5 separate regions of the Homo sapiens genome follow, and all the other regions are linked to region 5. The links are chromatin loops, found by intact Hi-C in ENCODE. Cell type or tissue: endothelial cell of umbilical vein. All regions are shown on one strand. Region 1 overlaps LDLRAD4 (low density lipoprotein receptor class A domain containing 4). Region 2 has its middle 27 kb from the start of MC5R. Region 3 overlaps LDLRAD4 (low density lipoprotein receptor class A domain containing 4). Region 4 holds the start of MIR4526 (microRNA 4526). Region 5 overlaps LDLRAD4 (low density lipoprotein receptor class A domain containing 4).

Region 1 (5,000 bases), 65 kb before region 5:
TCCTCTTTCCCCTTCAGATCTGTTTCCCCTACTTGATAATTAAAATAGAAAAATACAGAAGATTTTTTTCAAAGTCTCCATTCTCGTTTAGAGTCTTTAGGGTAATTTTACTTAGGAGAAGGGACCCTCATACACATGGCCGTTTGTTCAAGCACCTGGTGGCAGGGACCACGCTGCCGGCTGGGAACAATGGCAGGTTGCCTGCTATCTGTAGAAAAGGATTTTCAAAGGCTGCGCAGAATTGAGATGCTGCTGAAGCAGAAAGTGCTGCACTTTTCAATGCTGCCATTTCCAACAGTTAGTACCTAGGGCCATCCTCCATGTAACTGAGGAAAAAACCCTGGAGGAAAGCTTAAAACGTTAAATGCCCCTAGTATCCATCTCCACTTTCAGTTGTACATACTTTAAACGTTTTATCACACAACATCGGTTGATGGTGGCCATAGATAAACCACAAGAGACAGAATTCATGCAGTCGAAACTTGGAATTCCATGTAATACCATCAGCCTCTCAGGTTCATGTTAATACAAGCACATATACCTGACTGATGCCACAAAGTCTGCTCTCTCTTGCCCTTCCTTCTCAAGCCTTTCCTCCCCTAAATTCTTTCTGCTACAGCAGATAGCCGCTGTGTGCACTGACCTCCAACAACTGGGATCCCAGCCTGTGGCTGCCAGCCAGACTGCTTCAGGAGTGACCAGACGGGTGAAGTTCCCCACCAGCTGTGCTCTGAGGATGGCTCAGGAGAAGTCAAAATTCACCCCGAAGCACTGAGAAGACCTGTTTCATAGACAGATCACGTCCATGGGTGTGGCCCGTACAGTCCTCCCAGTGGGGTTCCTGTTTGGTGTCACTTCAGGCAGCCGTGGCCCAAGCTAGCTGAGAGTGGGTGAGAAGCAGAGCTACACGGCTTGTTCCTTTGCCACCGGCTGGATGCTCCTTTATCTTTTCCCCTACTTACTTTTTTCTTCGATAAAGAGTCGACAAATAATTAAGAATTTACTAGACAGTCATATTGTACACTTACGAGCTCAGCACACAATTAAAATGTTTTAAATGACTTAGTGCCTTGTACGAACTTCATACACAAAAGTTTGGTAGTATGCATACCAATATTTGGTATTCAGCTATGGGTGTGTGAAAGAATTAGTACATCTTAAACCCAAATAAAAGCATTTTAGAAAAGAGGCATCACAAAAGGCATCTGGACACAGTCCCAAGAGCTGGTGAATCGGTCAGGACCAGCACAGAGGCTAGTGGGACAGAATTTTAAAAGATGTGGCACCAGCTGATAAAACCTAAAGCACTAAGTAGTAAGAGTATCAAAACTGACAGGACACGTAACTTTAAGTCAGGAGCTAAAGAAAACACAGGAGAGCTGACAATCAGAGCAGCTGAAATGGTTTTCCGTACCTCATTGCAAAAACTTTCACAATGAGTATTTGCTACTCTGGTGACGGTTCAAAGCCTTCCGCGAATTTGCAGCGTTACACAAGATGTCACTTTCTCCCCTCAATTTGCCTACGGCACCTACCCGGACTTCTCAGCTGTGTAGGCACCAATTTCAAAGAGGTCTGAAGCCAGTGGAGTAAAAGCATTTTAAGTGTGATGTTTTCTTAGGTTGAACATATCAAACACACATTTCTAGTACAATTCCAAATGTTTCAAAATATTATTTTAGTTGTTAAGAATCTTGAAATGAAAGCTCTGTTATTACAGAATGCCCCTGTTTTTATCATGCATTAAACCAAACCAACCCCCACCCCATTCCCTGGCTCTCAGAGAGAGGGACATGCGTGTGTGAGCGAGTGTCAGGCGTCCTGTGCACACACAGGCACGTCATGTTTCTCCTCTCACTCCGGACCCCTTGGGTTTCTATGGATTATTAATAATACCCACCCACCTGGCTGGCAGACTTTTCACAACACACCCTACAAGATTCTGCAAAAAAAAAAAGCAACACAATTTGAAAATACACAATGCCAACCTCCGGAGGAGGGAAAGAGAAAGAAAGGAATTAAGGGTGAGACCCAGACAGACAGACAGACAGACAGGCTCAAGGAAACTGTGTTCCCTGGGGTCTGGGCCATGCAGCCGTCGGCAGGTACTCAGCTCTTCTCGGCGCAGACTTGCTTAGCATGGCAATCGGCTGTCTGCCCAGGAGGATGAGGTAATGTCTAGGTTTAATGCCAAAATCTCTCTCACTGGCAGGACACATCGGGTAAATATTTCTACTGCAGGAGACCACATTCATTTGATGCTACTGCCAGTTTTATTATTGTTATTATGCTCATTAATATTAATACTCAGCCACTGTACCTATTTAAGATTGAAGAGGAGAAAGGCAAGGTTTTGCTGAAATCATGATAGCAGGTGCAGGGGGAAGAAAGTAGCCCCTACTCCACCCCCCGGCCTCAATCTCCCGCTAACAACAGTTACAGCACCAGCCTTCTGCAATCCCTTCCATCATCCTCAGCTGCACAGAGACCCCCTGCAACTTCCTCTCCAGGTGGCTGTAAATCTGGGACCTAGCAGTGACAATGGGTTTGGGGCGGGTGGGCATGAGGGGCTTGAAGGCTCCTTGAAGCGACCTTCCTAGTTATAATATTTGAAAATGTAGAATAATTTATGGGTCAGATTGCCAATGGTTCCTTCTCCTTTCTAAAAACCAATTCTGAATTTGCTTCACCATATTTTTGATGATGTGTTTTATGGCCTCACAAACTCCCAGCTGGTTCCCTCGATGATCTCGTCTCTGTGGTTACTGTCAACAATCCACATTCGTGTTGTGGCATATCATCTTACAGAAGCATTTAAAGCAGCTCAGGGCTTCTTTCCTCTGATGTAGATTTTCTCCATTGTTACTCAACGAGGCTCTGACATCAGCCTCCTTTCAGTTCAAAAGACAGGACGTTTTTCTGGGAGTCAGGAACTGAATGCAGAACTTCCCGCGGGCTTCACAAAGGACCGCCGAAAGGGACAGTCACACACTGCCATGGATGTGGTCTCCTCTCTGAGGAGCTGGGAATAACGCTGCCCTCCCACAGGCGCTGCTCCCAGGAGGGGCGGGAAAGCATGATGCCAAAGGGCAGTTTCAAAACTGGGCCCCGGGGAGCAGCAGCGTTAGGTGTGGACAACATGAAAAAGCACCTAAGACCCAGTGCTGTCCTGCAATGAGACAGAGACGCGGCCACTGTCCCGCACAGCCCCACGGGCAGAGGAGGCGCTCCAGAGGAGGGACTTTGAGAGACGACGCAATGTGCCTGCTGTGGGAAGTCACAAGACAGCTGCTATTCCCGGGCCGTCAGGGCCAGGCCAGCCTGGCTAGCTGCTGAGAGGGTCTGCACAGTGACTCCATGAGGTTAGCAAAATATATATATTTTTAAAGCCTAGCAACCTTTCCTAAACATTTTTTTTTAATCACCAAAACATCACATTGTAAGGAGTTTCAGATTATTCCCAACATTTCCCAATGTCAAGTCTTGGACAACATGTCTGCACCAAACATGTGCTTCTAAATAGAAAACCGAAAGTCCCTGTCAATCAGGAAGGTAACACTCTGGAGAGGAGGAGGAAAGGAAGTGAGACAGTGCTGGTGTCTTTTGTCATTAGGACAGTGGAGATGCGGCTGCTTGACCCAAGCAGCATACTGGAAGGACAGCTGAGAGCAAAAACGGAAAGGGAGCGTGGAGGTTTTCACAGCAGGACGTGTGTGGGCAGAAGGATTCTCCAGTGTCCACAGCAGGATACGTGTGTGGAGATGGATTCTCCAGTGTCCACGGCTGGACGTGTGTGGCAAAAAGGATTCTCCAGTGTCCACGGCGGGACATGTGTGGAGATGGATTCTCCGGTGTCCATGGCAGGACGTGTGCGGCGAGAAGGATTCTCCAGTATCCACAGCGGGACGTGTGTGAGTAGAAGGATTCTCCAGTGTCCACGGCAGGATGTGTGTGGCGAGAAGGATTCTCCAGTGTCCACGGTGGGAAGTGTGTGGCGAGAAGGATTCTCCAGTGTCCACGGCGGGACGTGTGTGGCAAGAAGGATTCTCCAGTATCCACGGCGGGACGTGTGTGAGTAGAAGGATTCTCCAGTGTCCACGGCAGGACGTGTGTGGCGAGAAGGATTCTCCAGTGTCCATGGTGGGAAGTGTGTGGCGAGAAGGATTCTCCAGTGTCCACGGCAGGACGTGTGTGGCAAGGATTCTCCAGTATCCATGGCGGGACGTGTGTGAGTAGAAGGATTCTCCAGTGTCCACGAAAGGACGTGTGTGGCGAGAAGGATTCTCCAGTGTCCACGGTGGGAAGTGTGTGGCGAGAAGGATTCTCCAGTATCCACAGCGGGATGTGTGTGAGTAGAAGGATTCTCCAGTGTCCACGGCGCGACGTGTGTGTGAGTAGAAGGATTCTCCAGAGTCCACGGCGGGACGTGTGTGGTGAGAAGGATTCTCCAGTGTCCACGGCGGGATGTGTATGGCGAGAAGGATTCTCCGGTGTCCACGGCAGGACGTGTGTGGCAAGAAGGATTCTCCAGTGTCCACGGCGGGACGTGTGTGGAGATGGATTCTCCAGTGTCCACAGCAGGACATGTATGGCGAGAAGGATTCTCCGGTGTCCACGGTGGGACGTGTGTGGCGAGAAGGATTCTCCAGTGTCCACGGCGGGACGTGTGTGGCGAGAAGGATTCTCCAGTGTCTACGGCTGGGGACATGTGTGGGGAGGATTCTCCAGTGTCCACGGCGGGACGTGTGTGGGGAGAAGGATTCTCCAGTGTCCACGGCGGGATGTGTGTGGGCAGAAGGATTCTCCAGTGTCCACAGTGGGACACGTGTGGCAAGAAGGATTCTCCAGTGTCCACAGCAGGACGTGTGTGGGGAAAAGGATTCTCCAGTGTCCACAGTGGGACACGTGTGGCAAGAAGGATTCTCCAGTGTCCACAGCAGGACGTGTGTGGGGAGAAGGATTCTCCAGTGTCCACAGTGGGACGTGTGTGGCGAGAAGGA
Region 2 (5,000 bases), 360 kb before region 5:
CACCTCAGCATCCGAAAGTGCTGGGATTACAGGCATGAGCCACCGCGCCTGGCCTCTTTTTACTTTTTAAAGGTGGCTGCTAGAAAATGTTCAATGGTGAATGTGGCTTGCGTTCTATTTCTATTTGCACCTCTGGGCTCGGTGAATGAGTGCGGCCTGGATGAGACAATGGTGGAGGGGATGCCAAGTGGGGCAGATGCAAAACAGTGAAGCAGCGTTGTGAGACCATGACGGCCTTAGGTCGGGGCTCCCTAGACGCAGAGCCTGGGATGGGGTTGCTCAGGTGAGTGCCTGAAGAGGGAGGTTCTCATCAGAACTCCCTGTGGGAGTGAGAGGAGCAGGCGAGCATGCAAGGCAGCTCAGCACCCCTGTGGTTTGGGAGAAGTCTAGCCTCCATCCGCTTCAGGGAAGACCTGGAGCAGGTCTGCTGCACCACAGAGGTTGTGCTGTGCGAGGCGAGCAGCCTGGGCTGCAGTGCCTTCCACATGGGTCAGTTATGGCTGCAGACCACTGCAGGGTGAGGGAAAATGCAGTCTCCTAGGCGTGGTCCCCGAAGGCAGCTCCCTGGGGGATGGGTGCAGTAGCCATTAAAGGCGGCACAGGGGTCTCCTACAGTGACCAGTTGGGTGTGGGCTCAGTGAAGGAATGATACTCTGTATTCTGCCCTGGCAACTGGGAAGATCCTGGCTCCACTCACCTGAAGAGGAATTGCAGGAAGAAGAGCAGGTTCAGCATAAAAGAGAAGGGCTGCGATTGACCATGTGAAGTTGAAGTTGCCTGAAAGCCAGAACGTGGGGATGTCTGGAAGGCCGTGGACATAGAGGTCTCAGCAGAGACGAAAGATGGAAAGAAAGAGTCATCAGCAGGGCAGTGTCCCCTGAAGCCAAAGGTATGAACAACGGGAACTCTGGAAGAGCCACCGAGAAACAGAGCAGAGGACCAGGCCAGCACCTCCAGGAGCCTGGCAGCCACTGTGTGTGAAGAAGGCAGGTGAGAGAACAGAGGAGGACGAGAAGGTGCCCCGCAGAAGCCAAGGGAGGAGGGAAGCTCCCACAGACAGATGCCCCTGAAAAGCTCAAGCAAGGCGCAGCAGAGAAGCCGCTTGCGGTTTGGAGGCGAGGAGCTTCTGCATCACTGCAGCGGCTGCCCTTCCTCTCTTCCTTTTTAATTTTAGTTTTTGTGGGTACATGGTAGGTGTATACATTTATAGGGTACATGAGATGTTTTGATACAGGCATGCAACATGAAATAAGCACAGTTTGTAGAATGGGGAATCCATCACCTCAAGCATTTATCTTTGAGCTACAAACAATACAATTACACTCTTTAAGGTTTTTTGCTTGTTTGTTTGTTTGTTTTGAGACGAAGTCTCGCTCTGTCTCCCAGGCTGGAGTGCAGTGGCATAATCTCAGCTCACTGCAACCTCCACCTCCCAGGTTCTGCCTCAGCCTCCCGAGTAGCTGGCATTACAGGCATGCGCCACCAGGCTTGGCTAATTTTTGTAATTTTAGTAGAGACAGGGTTTCACCACATTGGCCAGGCTGGTCTCGAACTCATGACCTCAGGTGATCCACTTGCCTCGACCTCCCAAAATGTTGGGATTACAGGTTTGAGCCACCATGCCCGGCCTCTTTATTTTAAAATGTACAGTTTTTATTGACTACAGTCACCCTATTGTGCTATCAATGGTAGGTCTTAATCATTCCCTTCCTCTCTTCTTCATTAGCAGAACTCCAGTTTTATTCATGCAGCACAGCTCTTTCCAAAAGTCTTAGTGATAAAGGAAAAGAGAGGATTGAATGAGGGTGAGAGGGCAGTGGTGGCCAAGGTCTGTGGCTGCAGGTGGGGAGGGTGAGAAGTTGTTGGTTTCGGGTTCATTGCTTTGATCAAGAAGGGTTCTGATAGCAGAAAAAGCCAGTAAGGGGGGAAAAATTAGAGGGGGGAGAAAGACTGACAACCTTACCTAGTAGAACCTATTTGGATAAGTTCAGGTGGGTTTTCTACCAAGCTGATGCAGACAGCTCTTTCCCTGAGAATGACACCCCACGCTGCCCACAAGTGAAGCCTCCTTTGTCGCCAAGAGCCCCCTTACAGATGCAATGTCCATAATGCTGAAGAATACCTCTTTTTTTTTTTCTTTTTTTTTACTCCTTACTGCTCCTGTCTAATTCCGGGGCTCCTTGGTGAATTCTCAATGAACTTGGAAGTCCTGGGCTCATGTTCAGATTCACTCTTCTCACAGCTTCATTTCCTGGATACTGAGACCCTGAGCAATTCAACCTGGGCCCAAGAGGATTTATGTCCTGTGACTGGAAAACAATAGGTCCCTGGCCTCTGGCCATTGTCTGGTTTTCTGACAAACCCCCTCTTTCCCTTGTGGGGAAATAGCTTCCCTGTACCACCCTGGCCCCTGACCCTTAGAAAAAAAATGCCATCTGCTCATCTTGGTAATATTAAAACATATTTACATAGCTTCAAGGAACTAGATCTTCAAAACACATAGAGCCTCTCTAGTTAACTGGACTGTGTCCAAGTAACTGATATAAGTATTCCCCCATTCCTCACCTGTTGGACAATGTAATGCTTTAAATATGTTGAGTATTTCCTGCCTCCAAAGATCCAATAAGCTGCACGTTGCCAGGAGAATTCCATTAAGATTCGCAAGAACTTGGGCGAGAGAGATACATGGGTAATTGGTATTTATTTTCATTTTGACTAGATGTATGAAATATTTCTCTCTCCTATGGTAGATAAAAATTCCCTAGAATCTTGAAAAATCATGTGTGCAAGGAAGCTTCTCTGTTCAAACATTCCAAAATCTTTTAAAATTCAAAACATAAATGGATTGACTTATGTAGCATAGAAAACTCCGTGGAAATGGCAGGAAGTTTGACTTAGAAAAACACTTTTTTCTCTCAGAATTCGCCATTTTCTGCCACCAGTCTCGGTTTGTGCAGTCAGCAGCCAAGGAGAAAACGAGTCAGGGAGGTGGTACTGTGCATGCAGTTGTCACCAACACAACACAAATTAAGAGGAAAACGTATACCACGGCGTCTTAGGGGAGCAGCTGAAGGGTGGTGGCCAGGCCCACAGACACTCTGCGGGAGCTTGCAGCAGCACCCTCTACCGGCCCTGGAGGACCCCGGGGGGTCTCAGCCCCGCAGGCACGTCAGAGTGCAGGGGCCTCCACTTGTCCTTGCAAGGTGCCTCACGGGGCTCCCACACCGCAGCCAGGCTTGCACAACCGTCTCTGTTGCACCCTACTTGTTTCTTTCACATGGCCCGGGGCCTTTCTGCCTTCCTTCCTGGGAATGGCTGCAACTCCCCACCTGGTTTTCACTGATCCCACTTCCATACCCTCATGGGGGCACCCTGAGCCCCTCCAGAAGCCAAGCAGAGCAAAACCAGTCACCCTCACTGTGGCAAGTAGCACACCAGTTTGGGGGATCAAGGGACAGAAGAGGTGATTCGAGAAAAAGCAGTGGCTCTCGACTTGGGGAGAAGGTCATACCCCGTTGAAGAATTTAAAGAAAACAAAAAAATCCATTCAATTAGGAAAAGAGGAAGTCAAATTGTCCTTGTTTCCAGATGGCATGATTGTATGTTTAGAAAACCCCATCATCTCAGTCCAAAATCTCCTTAAGCTGATAAGCAACTTCAGTAAAGTCTCAGGATACAAAATCAATGTGCAAAAATCACAAGCATTCCTATACACCAATATCAGACAAACAGAGAGCCAAATCATGAGTGAACTCCCATTCACAATTGCTTCAAAGAGAATAAAATACCTAGGAATCCAACTTACAAGGGATGTGAAGCACTTCTTCAAGGAGAACTACAAACCACTGCTTAACGAAATAAAAGAGGACACAAACAAATGGAAGAACATTCCATGCTCATGGATAGGAAAAATCAATATCGTGAAAATGGCCATACTGCCCAAGGTAATGTATAGATTCAATGCCATCCCCATCAAGCTACCAATGACTTTCTTCACAGAATTGGAAAAAACTACTTTAAAGTTCATATTGAACCAAAAAAGAGCCCGCATTGCCAAGACAATCCTAAGCCAAAAGAACAAAGCTGGAGGCATCATGCTACCTGACTTCAAACTATGCTGCAAGGCTACAGTAACCAAAACAGCATGGTACTGGTACTAAAACAAAGATATAGCCCAATGGAACAGAACAGAGCCCTCAGAAATAATACCACACATCTACAACTACCTGATCTTTGACAAACATGACAAAAACAAGAAATGGGGAAAGGATTCCCTATTTAATAAATGGTGCTGGGAAAACTGGGTAGCCATATGTAGAAAGCTGAAACTGGATCTCTTCTTTACACCTTATACAAAAATTAATTCAAGATGGATTAAAGACTTAAATGTTAGACCTAAAACCATAAAAACCCTAGAAGAAAACCTAGGCAATACCATTCAGGACATAGGCATGGGCAAGGACTTCATGTCTAAAACACCAAAAGCAATGGCAACAAAAGCCAAAATTGACAAATGGGATCTAATTAAACTAAAGAGCTTCTGCACAGCAAAAGAAACTACCATCAGAGTGAACAGGCAACCTACAGAATGGGAGAAAATTTCTGCAATCTACTCATCTGACAAAGGGCTAATATCCAGAATCTACAAAGAACTCAAACAAACTTATAAGAAAAAAAACAAACAACCCCATCAAAAAGTGGGCAAAGGATATGAACAGACACTTCTCAAAAGAAGACATTTATGCAGCCAACAGACAAATGAAAAAATGCTCACCATCACTGGTCATCAGAGAAAGGCAAATCAAAACCACAATGAGATACCATCTCACACCAGTTAGAATGGCGATCATTAAAAAGTCAGGAAACAACAGGTGCTGGAGAGGATGTGGAGAAATAGGAACACTTTTACACTGTTGGTGGGACTGGAAACTAGTTCAACCATTGTGGAAAACAGTGCAGCGATTCCTCAAGGATCTACAACTAGAAATACCGTTTGACCC
Region 3 (5,000 bases), 180 kb after region 5:
CGCACGGGACTCAGCCCCCACGCACAGGGCCGCACGGGACTCAGCCCCAACGCACGGAGCCGCACGGGACTCAGCCCCAACGCACGGAGCCGCACGGGACTCAGTTTCCACGCACAGAGCCGCACGGGACTCAGCCCCCACGCACAGGGCCGCACGGGACTCAGCCCCAACGCACGGAGCCGCACGGGACTCAGTTTCCACACACAGGGCCGCACGGGACTCAGTTTCCACGCACAGGGCCGCACGGGACTCAGCCCCAACGCACGGAGCCGCACGGGACTCAGTTTCCACGCACAGGGCCGCACGGGACTCAGCCCCAACGCACGGAGCCGCACGGGACTCAGTTTCCACGCACAGAGCCGCACGGGACTCAGTTTCCACGCACAGGGCCGCACGGGACTCAGTTTCCACGCACAGGGCCGCACGGGACTCAGCCCCCACGCACAGAGCCGCACGGGACTCAGTTTCCACGCACAGGGCCACACGGGACTCAGCCCCCACGCACAGAGCCACACGGGACTCAGTTTCCACGCACAGGGCCGCACGGGACTCAGCCCCCACGCACAGAGCCGCACGGGACTCAGTTTCCACACACACAGAGCCACACGGGACTCAGTTTCCACGCACAGGGCCACACGGGACTCAGTTTCCACACACACAGAGCCACACAGGACTCATCCCCCAGGCACACAGAGCCACACGGGACTCAGTTTCCATGCACAGGGCCACACGGGACTCAGCCCCCACGCACAGAGCCGCACGGGACTCAGTTTCCACGCACAGAGCTGCACGGGACTCAGTTTCCACACACAGAGCCACACGGGACTCAGTTTCCACGCACAGAGCCGCACGGGACTCAGTTTCCATGCACAGAGCCACACGGGACTCAGCCCCCACGCACAGAGCCCCACGGGACTCAGTTTCCACACACAGAGCCACACGGGACTCATTTTCTACACACAGAGCCGCACATGTGCCCTGCTCTGCACAGCTCCACCCCCATCTCCTCTGTTCCTCTTTGCTCTCTCAAGCTCTGGTGGCACTCGCAGTCCTGCCTCTCCCCCGCCCCCACCACCAAGTCGCCCTTCCTCCTTAGACACAGCACAGGTACTGCATACAGGTGGCATGCTGCCTGCAGCCGGGTAAGCCATAACTCTTGGGCAGTCTTCAATATAGATGAAGTCTTTACAAATCCTGAAGCTCCTCCCTGAAATTCAAAAGTAGGATAGAAAGACTGCACTTTCTAATGACAACCTCTACGTTTCTAACCGCACGGTTGATGGAACGAGTGCGCTTATCACTCACTCTGCTGACCTGGCCTCTAGGGTACGGCTGAGGTTAGGGATACAACCCCCAAAGGTTCTGAAGGCCTGAGGCTGGAAACCTAAAACCAACAGCAAGGATTCTCAGCTCACAACTTGAACTAAACTGGGATTTCTGTAAACATTTGCTGAAATCGCTCTGTCCCAGGCAGGCACTGTGCTGGGCATTTTCTCAAAGTTCCCTTTCTACAAATGAAGAGGCTCAGAGTGCTCTGAAAACTGTTCACCAGGAACCAGAAATCAAGTCCTTGGCTAAGAAACCACATTCTTTCTTGTAAACAAGATGAAGAAAATCTATCATCTAGCAAGTAGAACAGCAAGAACCCGCTGGTCTATTTTTCCACCAGTAAATGGAATGTTAGGGGCAGAGTTCTGCTATTCCCTGGAGCCAGGACTAATGTGCCCCAGCACCTCACCGTTCCCAATGCCCTCATCAGTTCCTCACGCCTGTTGTGCTAAGACACAGTCCATCGTAGCTGAGCTCTGAAAGCCCACAGCACCATCACCTAGGAGAGGAATGAGGGGGCTGTGAACGCATTAGAGGAGGGATGGGGAAAGCAAGCTGGGCTGCCTGACCTGGAAAAGAGGGAACCAGGTGGGGCACCGGCAGTGTCTTCAGACACATTAGTCCCAACAAATGGAAGAAAAGTGAGCCCTGCTCTGAATCCCAGCCCAGGGAGGCCATAGGGAGGCACATTCAACTGCATCCAGTTGGTTTCTAGGTGCCATGGCATCCACAAAATGGGCTGCATTCAGCAGAGATGAGCTCCCTGCCCTTAGAGCTGCCACACCATGGTAGTCACCGGAAGGAACAGTGGGTATTCAAGGATGGACCTGCCATAGATGTCTATGCGAGAGAAGATAAAAAAATACAAGGACAGTCCTGGAAAGACAGACATCTGTAAGGAGGGAGGGAGAGGGTGGCAGAAAGAATAGCAACAATAAATAATAAAGCAACAGGAAAAAGGAAATAGTCGGCTGAGTCAGAGAAATGCTACACTCAAGAATCCTGCCACCTCCCACTAATTGTCACATGCCCCAGTCACCCTGAACGGGAGCAAATTTTGCCAAGTTCACATAAAACCAATACTACTCAGCTATTTGTCAAAACGGATTAGAGAAAGATTTGCAAAGCACCCTAATACATTTAAGGCATTTATGACAGTACACAAAGGAAAATCTTCCGCAGCCAGATTTCTGAGACAAAGCCAGATTTCCAGACCCTGACAGGGCCGCCAAAAGGCCAGGGAAGGCTGTTCCACAGACACCAGCCAGCAGTGAGTGGAAGGGAACAGGCTCTATGCAGGGTCCCAAGAAGGCTCACAGCAGAACAGGGCGCATTGCTCACACCTTGGCAAGTGGGCACTCAGCTGCCCCTGGGCATAAGGAGGTCAAGGCAATGACCTCCAATAGAAGTTACAGTGTGCTCTCAGGAGATTATCCAAATGTCACTTAGAGTCTTCTCTATTTAAGGGGAAGTAACTGACCTGAACTTAGCACCTACTATCCTACAAAATCTACCTGCTATATTCCACCCAATGCCTCCCAAGAAATCCGAGAGGTCCTGTTACATGCATCTTAAAGACAGGGAACCGAGGCTGGACAGACCACACAGCCCAAGGTCAGTTACAGGAGCAGTGGTGCAAGAAGCGGCTTCTCCAAACCACACGTTCCCCTCCTGGGGCCTCCATTGGGCCAAGAGACACGAAGGCTGGTCTTGCCCTGCGCACCCAGTGGGGCTCAGTCATTACAGGTACAGCCAAGCAAAGGAAAACAGGTGATGGGAACACTTCCTTTCTCAAAGCAGCCGTGGGTGGCTGTAAAGGCAAATTATCCCATGTAAGTGATGCCCCTTGAGTTTGTGAGCAGCACAAATGGAGGGAGGGAGGGAGGGAGGGATGGATTATAGGGGAGAATCAGAAAACAGGAGAAAGAAACAAGTGGAAGAAAATGAACCAAAACCACATACCAATGTATGCTTTACATACATATATATGAGCATTTGAAGGCATGTGGTTTCTTTCACTAAGTACTTCTCTAAGAGCTACCGACGTGGGATGTTTTAGCACTAAAACTCATCTTACTCAAAAATCAATCAGAAATTAGGAGGGCTGGGTTCAGCAGCTCACGCCTATAATCCCAGCACTTTCAGAGGCTGAGGCAAGAGAATCATTTCAGCCCAGGAGTTTGAGACCAGCCTGGACAACACAGTGAGACCCTGTCTTTACCAAAAAATAAAAAAATTAGCCAGGCATGGTGGTGTGTGTCTGTAGTCCCAGTGACTCAGGAGACTAAGGCGGGAGGATACACTTGTGGAGTATGAGGCTGCAGTGAGCTATGATCACGCTACTGCACTCCAGCCTGGGCAATAGAGCAGGAAGGAGGGAGAGGAGGAGAGGGGAGGGGAGAGGAGGACGAAGGAAGGAAGGAATCCACAAACTATGCAAATTCCCCTTTCACTTAGGAAGTCTTATGAACTTGCACAAGTGCTCTGCGGGAATGGCAGCAGCCAGAAATAGCATTTGTTTCAGGAATACTCAGTCATCCCGAATGGAGCACAACAAGATCATTGACCTAAATACTCAATGAACCCACCTAGAGACCTGCTGTCCAGCATCATGCTGGTCGGAAGTTGTACACAGCAGCAGCACTTGGCCATTCTGGATTAAAATCATGACCTGCTTTTAGATGGTGCTTCTGGGAGGCACCTTTTCACAGAGGTAAAAGGCTAGTTTTTCTGGTGTAATCCTTCCCCTGCCCCATTTGAACATTATTGGTAATCTAGCTAAAGAAAGAGGAAATATGTATCATGAAAGGCTAAACTTCATACTAAGCCAGGAAGAAACATCATTGACCTAAATACTGAATTAATGAACAAGAAATTTATCAATTGGCAAATATCAATAAGGTACAATCAGATCATAAAACCTTTTATGGGACCCAGTAAAAAGGAAGGAAGGACAATTCTGAAAAAGAATGTAATCTTTGGTTCACACTCAATAGATTATTCCATCCCTGAGTTTCCCTCTTGTCATCTCTAAACATTTGCTCAAAGAAATCTGAATTTTGAAATCATAAAAGCAAAAATAAAATAAATAGCCAATTCCATGACCATAAAATATTCAAATAGAGGCATCTCATTTCAAGTGTTTTCACCATCGTCCCTAGTGGCCATTCATTAGCAGATTCCATGTTAATGCTAACAAAAGAAAAAAAAAAAGGATTTCGTAGAATTAACTCATTAAGACAAACTAGGAGCTTCAAAAAGAAAACCCTAACATTCTCTGTTAAGCAAAATACTACGGAAGCATGGAAGAAAAGTAAGCGTACCTACTGAAGGTGTCTGATTATTTAGAATTTAGGAATTTTCAACTGTCTTGGTTGGGAAAAAATGGATTTTGGACAGTGAAATTTCTTTTCTGAATACTAAGTAAATAAATGAAAAACAAAAAGAAATGGAACCAGATATTGGAGATCTAACATGTTTTCAACCACTATCTGGCCATTGTATGCTTTTTTCTTTCTTTCTTTCTTTTAAGATAGGGTTTTGCTCTGTTGCCCAGGCTGAAGTGCAGTGGTATGATCACAGCCTCCAATTCCTCGGCTCAAGCGATCCTTCTGCCTCAGCCTGGCATTACAGGCCTAAGCCACTGCACCCAGCCCCATTGTATCCTTTTC
Region 4 (5,000 bases), 170 kb before region 5:
CTTGGACGGCACGGGCAGGCGGGCAGCAGCCCGTGATGACTGGACGGACTAGGGAATCCCTCGAATGCAGACTCCACGAGCCCGTCCAGCTGGAGTGGCATCTCCTCACTTTATGAAAGCCCAAGCCTTCATCCACTACAATTACTTCTCACCACGCATTTTAGAATCTAGAGTTTCATGATCTCTTCAGAAAGAAATTTACCTAAATATGTTCTGATCAAAGATGACTGACAGGATTTTCTAAAAAATCAGCAGAGGAGTAAGAGCAATTATAAACCTTTTAAAAGTCTATCCCTCTGCCATGCTATAAATGGAAAAAAATACATACATAAGCCATAATTCCCCCTATAGGATTCATTTAAAATCCACCCTCACCTCCACCTCCACATTATTAATTTAGGAAAGTGCATCAGAAAAAAAACACAGCTGCACATGGAATGGAACCTTCATTTCCACAGGGGAGAGTGGTGGCTTCTGAGGCTCTCATCCCACAGCCAGTCTGTCTGTCTCTCACTTTCTTTGGCTCTCTATCTCTCAGAGTCACAGTTCTCCTTCCTAATAGCTCCTGTCACTACATGGATGACCTAAGAAAGTGTTCAATGAACCAGCCACATCCTGAGAAATACCTTTTCTTTAAAATGCAGTTTTCAGCTCATGAGGGTGAAGAAAAAGGAATTATTAACAAGTAGCAGAATTTCCAGGGGAGGTCTCAGCCTTATATACAGACATTTGAAAAAAACAAAACTCCAAAGCAACAAACTGTGTACTCATGCATAACACCTCCAACAGGAACAAACTAATTCCAGGCTTGAAAGAAGATGAAAAAGCCTGACATGCATCTTCCTAAAGGGAGTCCCACCCGGAAATGTTCTGAGTTGACAGACCCCTCTTAGGTAGAAAGAAACTTCTTGAGAAAGAGCTTCTCCTCTTCTCAGCTCTGTCCTCAGACCAAACTCCAAGAAGAACCACAGCAAACCCGAAAGAGCATGCATCATCCATAGCAGTTCTTGGGAAATGTACCTTTTTTTAAGAACAGGTCTTTGAACTGAGCCTCCTTCAGTGTGCTGTTGTTCAGGTGGTCACTGGACATAATCAGGTCCTCTGCAAGTGGGAGTCCAACTGTGACGCAGCCCCCCCACGTTCAAAGCATCCCTTCAGCTTCCGGCAATCTCCTCTCCAGGCAGCTCAGAGCTGCAGTTATAGCTGGCATGGGGTGTGGGAGAGTGTGTGAGCGTGGAGGGGGGGGGGGTGTGTTTCTGTCTGCCTCGTTCACTCTCTCTCTACTGTATCAGCAGGGCCCACCCCAGGTGCTAGACTCAAATGCTGTGGCTCCGACCGCAGACTGTGGCTACCAATTATCAACTGCCATCAACAGAAACCAGGAGCTCTGCGGCAGGAAGCCGGCCGTGTCACCGAGCAGAGAATAAGTCCGGGGTCTCCGATCCTGAGACCAGCTGTACACCCAGGGCACTACTGTTTACAGCAACGTCTATCAGTGAGCAGTCTGCACTTCTCAGGTTTGGCCTCACACCTGGACGTGTCACACACACAGGCAAGCAGAACGCAGCTAGACGGCTCATCTTGTCACACTGCGTTCAGTAATCTTTTCAACAGGCAAATATCAAACCAGTCCAGACAGAAAGGAGGAAATCTGCAAGTCTCACACAATACTCCTTCCCTTGATCTCTGCTGGAAGCTTTCAGTGTGGAAGGACCGGAGAGGGCGCTTACCAAGGCAGGACACGCGACAGGCGGGACGCTCACGTTAGGCTCGCGTGCTTCTCCCCTGCAGATCCGCTCCCAGAGCGTGCTCGCCCGGCTGGGAGCACCCACAGCGTCCCTCAGGCTGCGAGCCAGGCTGCGGGCTGTCCTCTTCTGGTGCTCCCTCTCCACATCCTCTAACTGATGGGAGCAGCTCCCAGCGGCTCTTGCCACCGAGCTCTGTACTGGCAAGGCGTGAGGTCCTAACCGCAGCAGGAAACACTGCGCGCTCCTTTCCCCCCGGCTCGCTCTTCCCTCTTGGCTCTCCCATTCATTCCCTCTCCCTCTGCCTCACATCATTATTCCCCATGTATGGTAGCACAAAAACACCACAGAGACTCCTTCAAAGTCAGGATGCTCAATGTTCCTAGGCAGTTTTAGTTTATAAGGATCAGAAATTAGAGAACAGAATCCCAGGCAATTCAAACATGAAAGCAGAGACATGTCTCAGGAGGGCGCTTTCTCCTGGTTCATTTTGTTCAAGCACAGTCTCTTTTCCCCGAGGTCTAAACAGTTTGTTTCATCTGAGTGTAAAACATCTCCCGTGCATTCGGATGCCCCCAGGCTGTGTGAAGAAAATTCAGGGCAGGCTGCGAGTCTGTCGCAGTTTTCAGAGAAAATCACGGGGTGGCCGTGGTGGAAAGGGCAGCCTGCCATGGTAACGCTGCAAATAACCCCCACCACAAGCACTGCCGGGAGCCCAGAATAGCCTTTGTTTTTCCTTATTTAGGGTAAATAGGAATGACATGTGGGCCATAACAATAGTTTTGGCTGTAGGAGGAGTTGTCAAAGCAAAACTAAACTCTGTTGGTTACTACCAGCGTTAGAAGCCAGGACAGTGACGTTAGCGGCCAGCCCTGCTGTCAGCCCAGCACGTCACCTGGGGCATGACAGCAGGGACTGGGCCCTGATGTCACCGCAGGGTCCTCCAGGTGGCTAGAAGACATCACTTTCTCATGTTCTCATTTTTGGGGGCAGGGGCAGAAAAGCAACAGAAGAACCACCCAGAAGAGTTTCCAGAAGCTTCACGTGGATAAAAGGAAACCAGAGAATTTCAGCAAGGAAAGTGACCATTTATTAATATACAGCCGCGAGGGAAATCCGGATGGTATGATTCTTCCTGAGCAATTTCCGAATTAAAAATGGAACTCCCCTCCCTGTGCCAGACTTTCCCTGACTTCTCAGAGTCACCCTGCTGGGTGAATGAAGAGGGAGTCACCCTCAGAAAGAGGCAGCTTCAGAAAGAATTAGAAGCTGCAGCCACTTCAAGCCGCCCCTCCCTGGCTACCAGCGCCCCTTGTCCCTGGAGCCCCGAGGCTCCTTGCCACCTGGGCCAGCACTTCCTGGTCAGGCTCAGTCACATGATAGGCTTGCCCTCAAGCCAGGGCCTTAGTGAGGAGCGCTGTAGGCCACTGTACCTGTCTGTTTCTTAAAATTAGGGCTTTGTGGGGCAGGCACGGTGGCTCAAGCCTGTAATCCTAGCACTTTCGGAGGCCGAGGTGGGCGGATCACCTGAGGTCAGGAGTTCAAGACCAGCCTGGTCAACATGGCGAAACCCGTCTCTACTAAAAATACAAAAATTAGCCAGGTGTGGTGGCACACGCCTGTGATCCCAGCTACTCAGGAGGCTGAGGCAGGAGAATTGCTTGCAACTGGGAGGTAGAAGTTGCCATGAGCCAAGATAGGGCCACTTCACTCCAGCCTGGGCGACAGAGTGAGACTCCGTCTCAAAAAAAAAAAAAAAAAAAAAAAAAAAAAAAAAAAAAAAATTAGGGCTTTGGTGAACTTCATGGAACTGGAAAAGTTCTTCTCTCCTTTGCTAATGAACATATTTGCATTTTGAAATGGTTATAAATAGCCCGCTCTGGGATTTAACATGGTGTAAAATGAATATTTCATATATAAAAAAAGAAAATCAACATTTTTTTCTTTCATTTAACGGCCATCAGCTATTCCCCAGTGTCTCAACACACTTACTGTGTTTGGCTAGCTTCCCTGTCACTGGGCATCTTGGCCATGGGAGCCAATCTTTTTCTTTTCTTTTTTCTTTTTTTGGATGCAGTCTTGCTGTGTCGCCCAGGCTAGAGTGCAGTGGCGAAATTTCTGATTACTGCAACCTCTGTCTCCCCGGTTCAAGTGATTCTCCCACCTCAGCTTCCCGAGTAGCTGGGATTACAGGCGTGCGCCAACATGCCGGGCTAATTTTTGTAATTTTTGTATTTTTAGTAGAGATGGGGTTTCACCATGTTGGCCAGGCTGTCCTGGAACTCCTGACTTCAAGCGACCCACCAGCTTCGGCTTCTCAGAGTTCTGGGATTACAGGTGTGAGCCACCACGCCCGGCCATGGAGCCGATCTTAATTAAGCTCCTTGCCCACTCAGTTTAATGTTCTCACAGTTCAACCTGTTTAAAAACCACTTTCAAAACTTTTGACTTTATGAATACAAGTTTACTTTGAAAACATTGCCCACACCTAACACACACACACACACACACACACACACGCACACACACACGCATAATGAGCGCTCCTGTGGGTGTCTGGGGACATGGTGTAGAGTCTGTCTTGGGATGTGTGGCTTAAACACAGGCACAGGGCCTCTCCCAGCGCCTCTGAGGGGCTGTCTGGGCGGATGTACTAGATAGTGCTCTTGAGTTTTGTTTTTATTCCTTTTAAGCACCACTTGAAGATGGTGCTTCAGAAAGGAAGTTCCGAGGTCAAGTCGTGACTCAGGGTTCATGCCCTGATACACAGCTCACCCTGGCTGCATGACAGCACGTCCATCACTGGGAATTTTAGCTGAGAGCTGCCAATATTTCTTTTCCCTTCATTCAGAGAAAATGGCAGCACACATAGCAGAAGGGCATGGGAGAGGGAAGTCTGTGGAACACACAAATATGAAAGTGTAAAAACATTTGCATTCGGCACTCTCTCCTCCCTCATCATCTTTACATCGCATCTTTCACGTAAGTACTCTGATGGCTATCACGTCTAATATGAGTTTTGTGCAGTCACCAACGCATCTCAGAGCTTAGGAGGCATCTGTGTGTGCAGCAGGGGCCTTGAAAATGGAGCAAGGCAGGGACACCAAAGACTTTCACAAGAGTTGTTGGTAGCAACAAGGACTTGAGATTCTAACGATATCTCTTCAAGGTTTCCTCTATAAAGGTCTTCAGTTCATTAATCCATCTGACAAATATTTACCTGAGCGTTTACAGTCCTTAGGAGGAAACGCACTG
Region 5 (5,000 bases):
CGAACTTCAAACTCTGACTCCACTTCTTCAAATTCAAGAAATGCTCAAAGCCTCAGCCTTGGGGATTCACACATGTCAAAACCTCACTCAAGCTGTTTCCATCCAGTATCTAATAGAAAAACACATGATCAGAACCTTCAAGGATCCCATGTAAATTTTTCTACTTTCATATTTCAGTTGCATGATTAATTATGTACCTTCCACATATCTTTCTTTGCTTATTTAAAATTACTTCTGAAGTAGTAATGTTGGTATGAAGAATACTAAATCAATACATGATTTCCTGGAATCCAGGCATTGCTCAGACAAACAGCAAAAGCCTATTTCAAAACAGCTCCGCTGACCACTTTAGAGAACAGAACAAATTTCTGACTTTTGAACATGCTGTCCCTCTATCCTAAAAGAAGAAAACATTTCCTTTGTGAAAATGCAAATCTCTTTCCTTAACCAGAAAACAACCTCCTTCCCATGTCCCAGTGACCCCACCTCCTAACCGTTTCAGAACCACATCAGACAGTGCCACCCAGGTGGGAGGAGAGACTTACAGTTGAAGATGCCCGGAGGCGGGTGCTCGGTCACCAGGAGACAGTTCTCTTCGTCACTGTTGTCCCCACAGTCGTTCTGTTGGTTACAGACCAGCGAACCAAGATACAAGCATTTACCACTGGTGCAGGTGAATTTGCACTCTGAAAAAGTACAATATAAAGCATGGAGCAGTCAATGCAAGCTTGGTGCTCTTGAGCTGTGACTGTCGTTGGTTTTTCTTTCCCCCATTTGCATGCCATGATTGTTTGGGAGCTCAGACTATCTGGAGAGCCCAGGACACTAAACTCAGAGAAGGGCCATCTGGGTAAGGACCTTCCTCGTCTGAAACACACAGGATGGTGCCCTCCTGCACTCCACAGGGGCACCGAGGCCCACCTTGCACGCCTCACTCTACGGCACTGCCCACACAGTAGCACAGGTGCTCTCTTTCTTTCCACAACCTGCTCTGCAAAAGTCATAGCTGTGGGGCTCTATTATTCGGTTTGAAAACATCCTTGGCAGTTCTCCACACTTCCGAGAATGGGGGAGCCCGTGCAGCCAGCCGTGGCAGGGGCCATCAGAACTCAGGAGCGCTGGCTTAACAAAAGAACACTCAGACATTTTATCTCCCACTTGCCACTGTCCTGTGGTGAGAATCTGGACAACATATTTCACCTCTCTGATGTTCATTCCTCTCATGCCTAAGAAAAATCAGGCATAATACCAGGCATGGGTAGCAGTGAATTTACAATGTAAAACATGGGAAAATCATGTGTGCTTTCTGCTAAAGGGCCATGCTGGTGAACTATAAAAATAGGGCAGGTCCCATACCCAAATCCTTATAGGCCACACTGAACACAGGCTCCCTAAAGTCTGTACGAATCAATATTTGAAAATGGAATTCAGTTTTGTAGGACTTTAAAATAAATTTGCACACTTAACACATTACTATCCATTTAAGCAATGAAGAATAAAGGAAGTTACACAATTATATACACTTGAGCACAGAAAGGTCCATTACATCTTACAGTGACTGTCATCCTGCATTCTGAGTGTGGGCTTGGCCCTAGGAAACCACAGAAGCTGGCAGGATTCACACAGCACGGCCCACTCAGTACACAGCGGGAAGACAGAGTCTCTGGAGGAGTCCCGGGTTCCTCACCGCCACTGACTGTCACAGCCTCTTCCTTTTTCCAGGCCTTGGTTCTGTCTGTCTGGAATAAGGGTGGCAGGCCTGGATCAAGTCCAAGGTCCTTTCAACTCAGATTTTCAATCATTCAAATAAAAGGCTGGGCATCGGCACACCAAGGCCTCTTCCAGCGATGCTAACCATGTGTGGGGCTACCCCATGAGAGCCCAGCCTGCCTCTCAGCGGCGAACTGTGGCCCGCAAGACAATAACCTTCACCTGTTGTAAAGAAACACAACTTAAGAGTCCTCAAAGTATTTTTGTGAACCTGTATAAAAAGCGTATTATAATCCTCCATTTGTTCACATTCTCCTAAAAGAGTATAGAAAAAGAAACCAGCCGAGCTGCTGACCTAGTTTAGAATAACATGTGAACACAGCCCAAATGCACACCCACAAGCGCCTCGCTAGCGGCGCCATCCAGGTTAGAAAATCTGTGTGCAGAGTGAGGCTGGGCCACGTGGTGGGGGTGCTGCTGGAGCCAAACGCTCTCTTTCCATAAGGTGGAAAGATTAAAACCCAGCTGTTTGAAATCACATTTACTAAGTAACATTTTTTTAACTTAATGGAAAAAAGGGATGTCAAGGGAAAAATTTATCTTCCTTTCCAAAAGAAATATTGGACTATGGATTTATACCAAACATGAAAAGCGCATTAACCGAAAACAGGTACTCCCTGTGTTGCTAAAACAGTGATTGGGAAAAAGGAATACTAATCTGAATTGAATCAAACTCTTAACTAAAAAGTTCACCATTGCTGTGGTTTGAAAGGATCCAAGGTTAGACTACCATATTCAAGTTGGTGTGGAACATTAAACTACCCAAGAAATGAAACCACATCCACACTTCACTAATTTTAACTTGTTGGGGGGAGACACGACATGCTTGCAAGGAAATGAATTCTGTGGCTCATTCATTCGTTCATATAACCAATATATTAGCCGCTTCTATGTTCTGTGCTAGGTACTGAGACATGGAAACTCGGAAGTGAATGAGCTAGCCCTCTTCAAAGAGCTTATGACATGAACTATTTTAAAAATATGAGCAGTGACTAATTTGCTGCTCCTTCCAAGGCCAAACATTTCCCTTCTTTATCTCCTTCATAATCTAGAGGGCCGCCCAGCCTGTGACAGGCACTCGGTGAATCACACATTTGTTGAATAAATGAATAATTTGATCTGAGCCTCATAAGAACCCTGTGAAATAATTAGAGCAGATATTATTCTTCCCATTTTATTCCATTTTGCCTCATCTCATAGCACTGCCTCAGTTTCCAAATCCACTTTAAGGAATGTGAGAGACTCACTTGTAATGGGCATGGCCCCATGCATAACAAAGTTCCCCAAATCACTTGTTGTCTTAAGTAGGCTCAACCTTACTCAGGAAACACTAACAAGGCTTGTGCTACTAATGTGCTTGGCTCTTACTTCTTAGATAACGGAAACAACATCAACCTATTAAATTTCAAATTCAGCTGGGTACAGTGACTCATACCTACACTCTCCACACTTGGGAGGCAGAGGCAGGAGGATCATTTGAGTCCAGGAGTTCTAGAGCAGCCTGGGCAACAAAGCGAGACCCTGTCTCTACAAAAAAGTTTAAAAATTAGCCAAGTGCAGTGGCACACTCCTGTACTCCCAGCTACTCAGGAAGCTAAGGCAAGAGGATCGTTTGTGCCCAGAAGTTCCAGGCTGCAGTGAGCTATGATCATGCTACTGCTCCCAAGCCCAGGTGACAGAGCAAGATCCAGTCTCTAAAAAATTAAAAATTAAAAAAAATCAAATTTATAAAATCTAAATCTCAGCAGTGAGTCATTAGCCCAATATCAGAGTAAGGTCTTTCCATCACATGGCCACTGGAATCAGAATGACCAGATTGAGAATTTTAATTTATTGGCTTCTTGATGTGATATAGAAAATACTAGAAAATTGCTGTAATGTGATTAAGTGCTAAGAATTAATGCTAAAGCTGGAATGAGAACTGCAGAGCACAGTAAATATCTGTCCAACTTAACAAAACTGGTGTTGACAGAGGCAGGCTTCCACCTCCATCCCAACTCCGGACAGGCTGTCCCCAGCACACTGTGCCACCCAAAAGCCCAGTGCATTCAGGTCCTCTAATCACGAGATTATTGTGATATTTCAAACAAACTGATAACCCTAGGAGAAAGGCCCTCCTCTTAGCTGCATATTGGGATCACCTGGACGTCTTTCAGCACTGCTGGGGTCAGAGTCCCAGACAGGTCCTATCTCACTGGCCTGAGGTGCAGTCAGACAGCGTGGGTTTTCTGGCACCCTCTGGCCTGGCTCCAATGGGCAGCGCAGATGGAGAACCACTGTCTACTGAGAAAGAGGTAGCTCACATACAGCAAGCCTCCTCTTTAGTTAATGGTATTTTATTGGAATGTTTATTTGGTATTTGCTAATTTACAAAGAAGAAAACTAAAATACAATCTCTTAAAATAAGCAGGTATTTGGATAATTGCTGACTACAGGGCCCAGTCGCTAGAGCTCTGTTCTGTCAATGGGCTATTTGGGAAACTTTGGAACCAATGTAGTTTTGACCCCTAAACTACACTTTGACAGACTAGAACCAGAGAGGGTCCTCCATGAAGTAAAACTCAAGTCAGAGAAAGACAATGGAAAATTTTTAAAAATATGTTGTCTATTCTTTGTGGAACTTGTTGAGTATTTCTGCCAAGCTAGAAGTTGAGGGAAATCATGGATTGTTAAACATTAGAAACATTTTGGTGACAAATTCATGGCAACCTCAGATGTATAATACTGGACTGGAATACAGAATGAGTTGCTCAGGAACCAGTGTCTCCTCCAGGAGCTATAGACGTATTATAACCTATAAGATTTAAATCACTCCTCTTCTTAAAAAAAAGTCATGCCCTTCTAAGTGAAGAAAGTGGCATTCCTCTTTGCCAAAATTTCCTATTTGATTTCTTATTAAAAAAAAAAAAAACTTAGGAGAAACAACTTCCAGAGTCAACAACAGACTTTAGAATCGCTGTAAACACTTCTGGTAATAACACAATCTTCTCCACATTTAGGGTATTCAGCTTCTCTGCATTTCTACATAAAGCTTCTGATGGGTTTTTCTGTGTTGTGGAGTTATCCCAGAGTCATCAAATCTTAATGCTGAGAGGGACCTAGACACACTGATCCACCCCTCACCTCCCAGGTGAGGAAGCAGGCCAGGGATAATGCCTGACTTACCCGAAGCTGGAGAACAAATTACCTGTAGTGGAACATAAAACCCGAGATTTCCATCGGATCGAGAG

What was found. A loop is a pair of places that touch in the nucleus more often than their neighbours do. Peaks named below come from ENCODE experiments on the same cell type or tissue, not always from the same donor. Only the 100,000 strongest peaks of a DNase experiment are listed, where the experiment ranks them.
Region 1: a loop joins it to region 5, with 4 times the contacts of the local background. A loop is called at or near these places in 9 of 110 quality-filtered maps.
Region 2: a loop joins it to region 5, with 29 times the contacts of the local background. A loop is called at or near these places in 2 of 110 quality-filtered maps.
Region 3: it touches region 5 in a loop (4-fold over the local background); 7 of 110 quality-filtered maps call a loop at or near these places.
Region 4: a loop joins it to region 5, with 6 times the contacts of the local background. A loop is called at or near these places in 5 of 110 quality-filtered maps.

The regions. Positions count from the first base shown.
Region 1 is chr18:13,498,542-13,503,541 of GRCh38, reverse strand. The region is part of intron 4 of LDLRAD4 (low density lipoprotein receptor class A domain containing 4); the gene reads right to left. Among named protein-coding and RNA genes, the nearest start is that of LDLRAD4-AS3, 30 kb to the right of the region's middle. RefSeq lists an enhancer at 2,645-3,302. In endothelial cell of umbilical vein, no CTCF peak of the experiment used is centred here; DNase peaks (open chromatin) are centred at 2,171 and 2,811; H3K27ac peaks cover 1,907 bases.
Region 2 is chr18:13,794,857-13,799,856 of GRCh38, reverse strand. No RefSeq gene overlaps it. Among named protein-coding and RNA genes, the nearest start is that of MC5R, 27 kb to the left of the region's middle. In endothelial cell of umbilical vein, no CTCF peak of the experiment used is centred here; a DNase peak (open chromatin) is centred at 2,486; H3K27ac peaks cover 1,527 bases.
Region 3 is chr18:13,257,907-13,262,906 of GRCh38, reverse strand. All of the region lies in intron 1 of LDLRAD4 (low density lipoprotein receptor class A domain containing 4), which reads right to left. Among named protein-coding and RNA genes, the nearest start is that of C18orf15, 21 kb to the right of the region's middle. RefSeq lists an enhancer at 1-225. In endothelial cell of umbilical vein, no CTCF peak of the experiment used is centred here; a DNase peak (open chromatin) is centred at 2,306; H3K27ac peaks cover 763 bases.
Region 4 is chr18:13,608,795-13,613,794 of GRCh38, reverse strand. The region is part of intron 4 of LDLRAD4 (low density lipoprotein receptor class A domain containing 4); the gene reads right to left. MIR4526 (microRNA 4526) reads right to left here and starts at 2,681; the gene lies at 2,595-2,681. RefSeq lists enhancers at 1, 2-521, 942-1,171. In endothelial cell of umbilical vein, no CTCF peak of the experiment used is centred here; a DNase peak (open chromatin) is centred at 2,504; H3K27me3 peaks cover 1,268 bases.
Region 5 is chr18:13,433,930-13,438,929 of GRCh38, reverse strand. LDLRAD4 (low density lipoprotein receptor class A domain containing 4) reads right to left here. Exons shown (of 7, transcript NM_001378100.1): 4 at 546-686. Among named protein-coding and RNA genes, the nearest start is that of LDLRAD4-AS1, 8.9 kb to the right of the region's middle. In endothelial cell of umbilical vein, no CTCF peak of the experiment used is centred here; a DNase peak (open chromatin) is centred at 2,839; H3K27ac peaks cover 2,250 bases.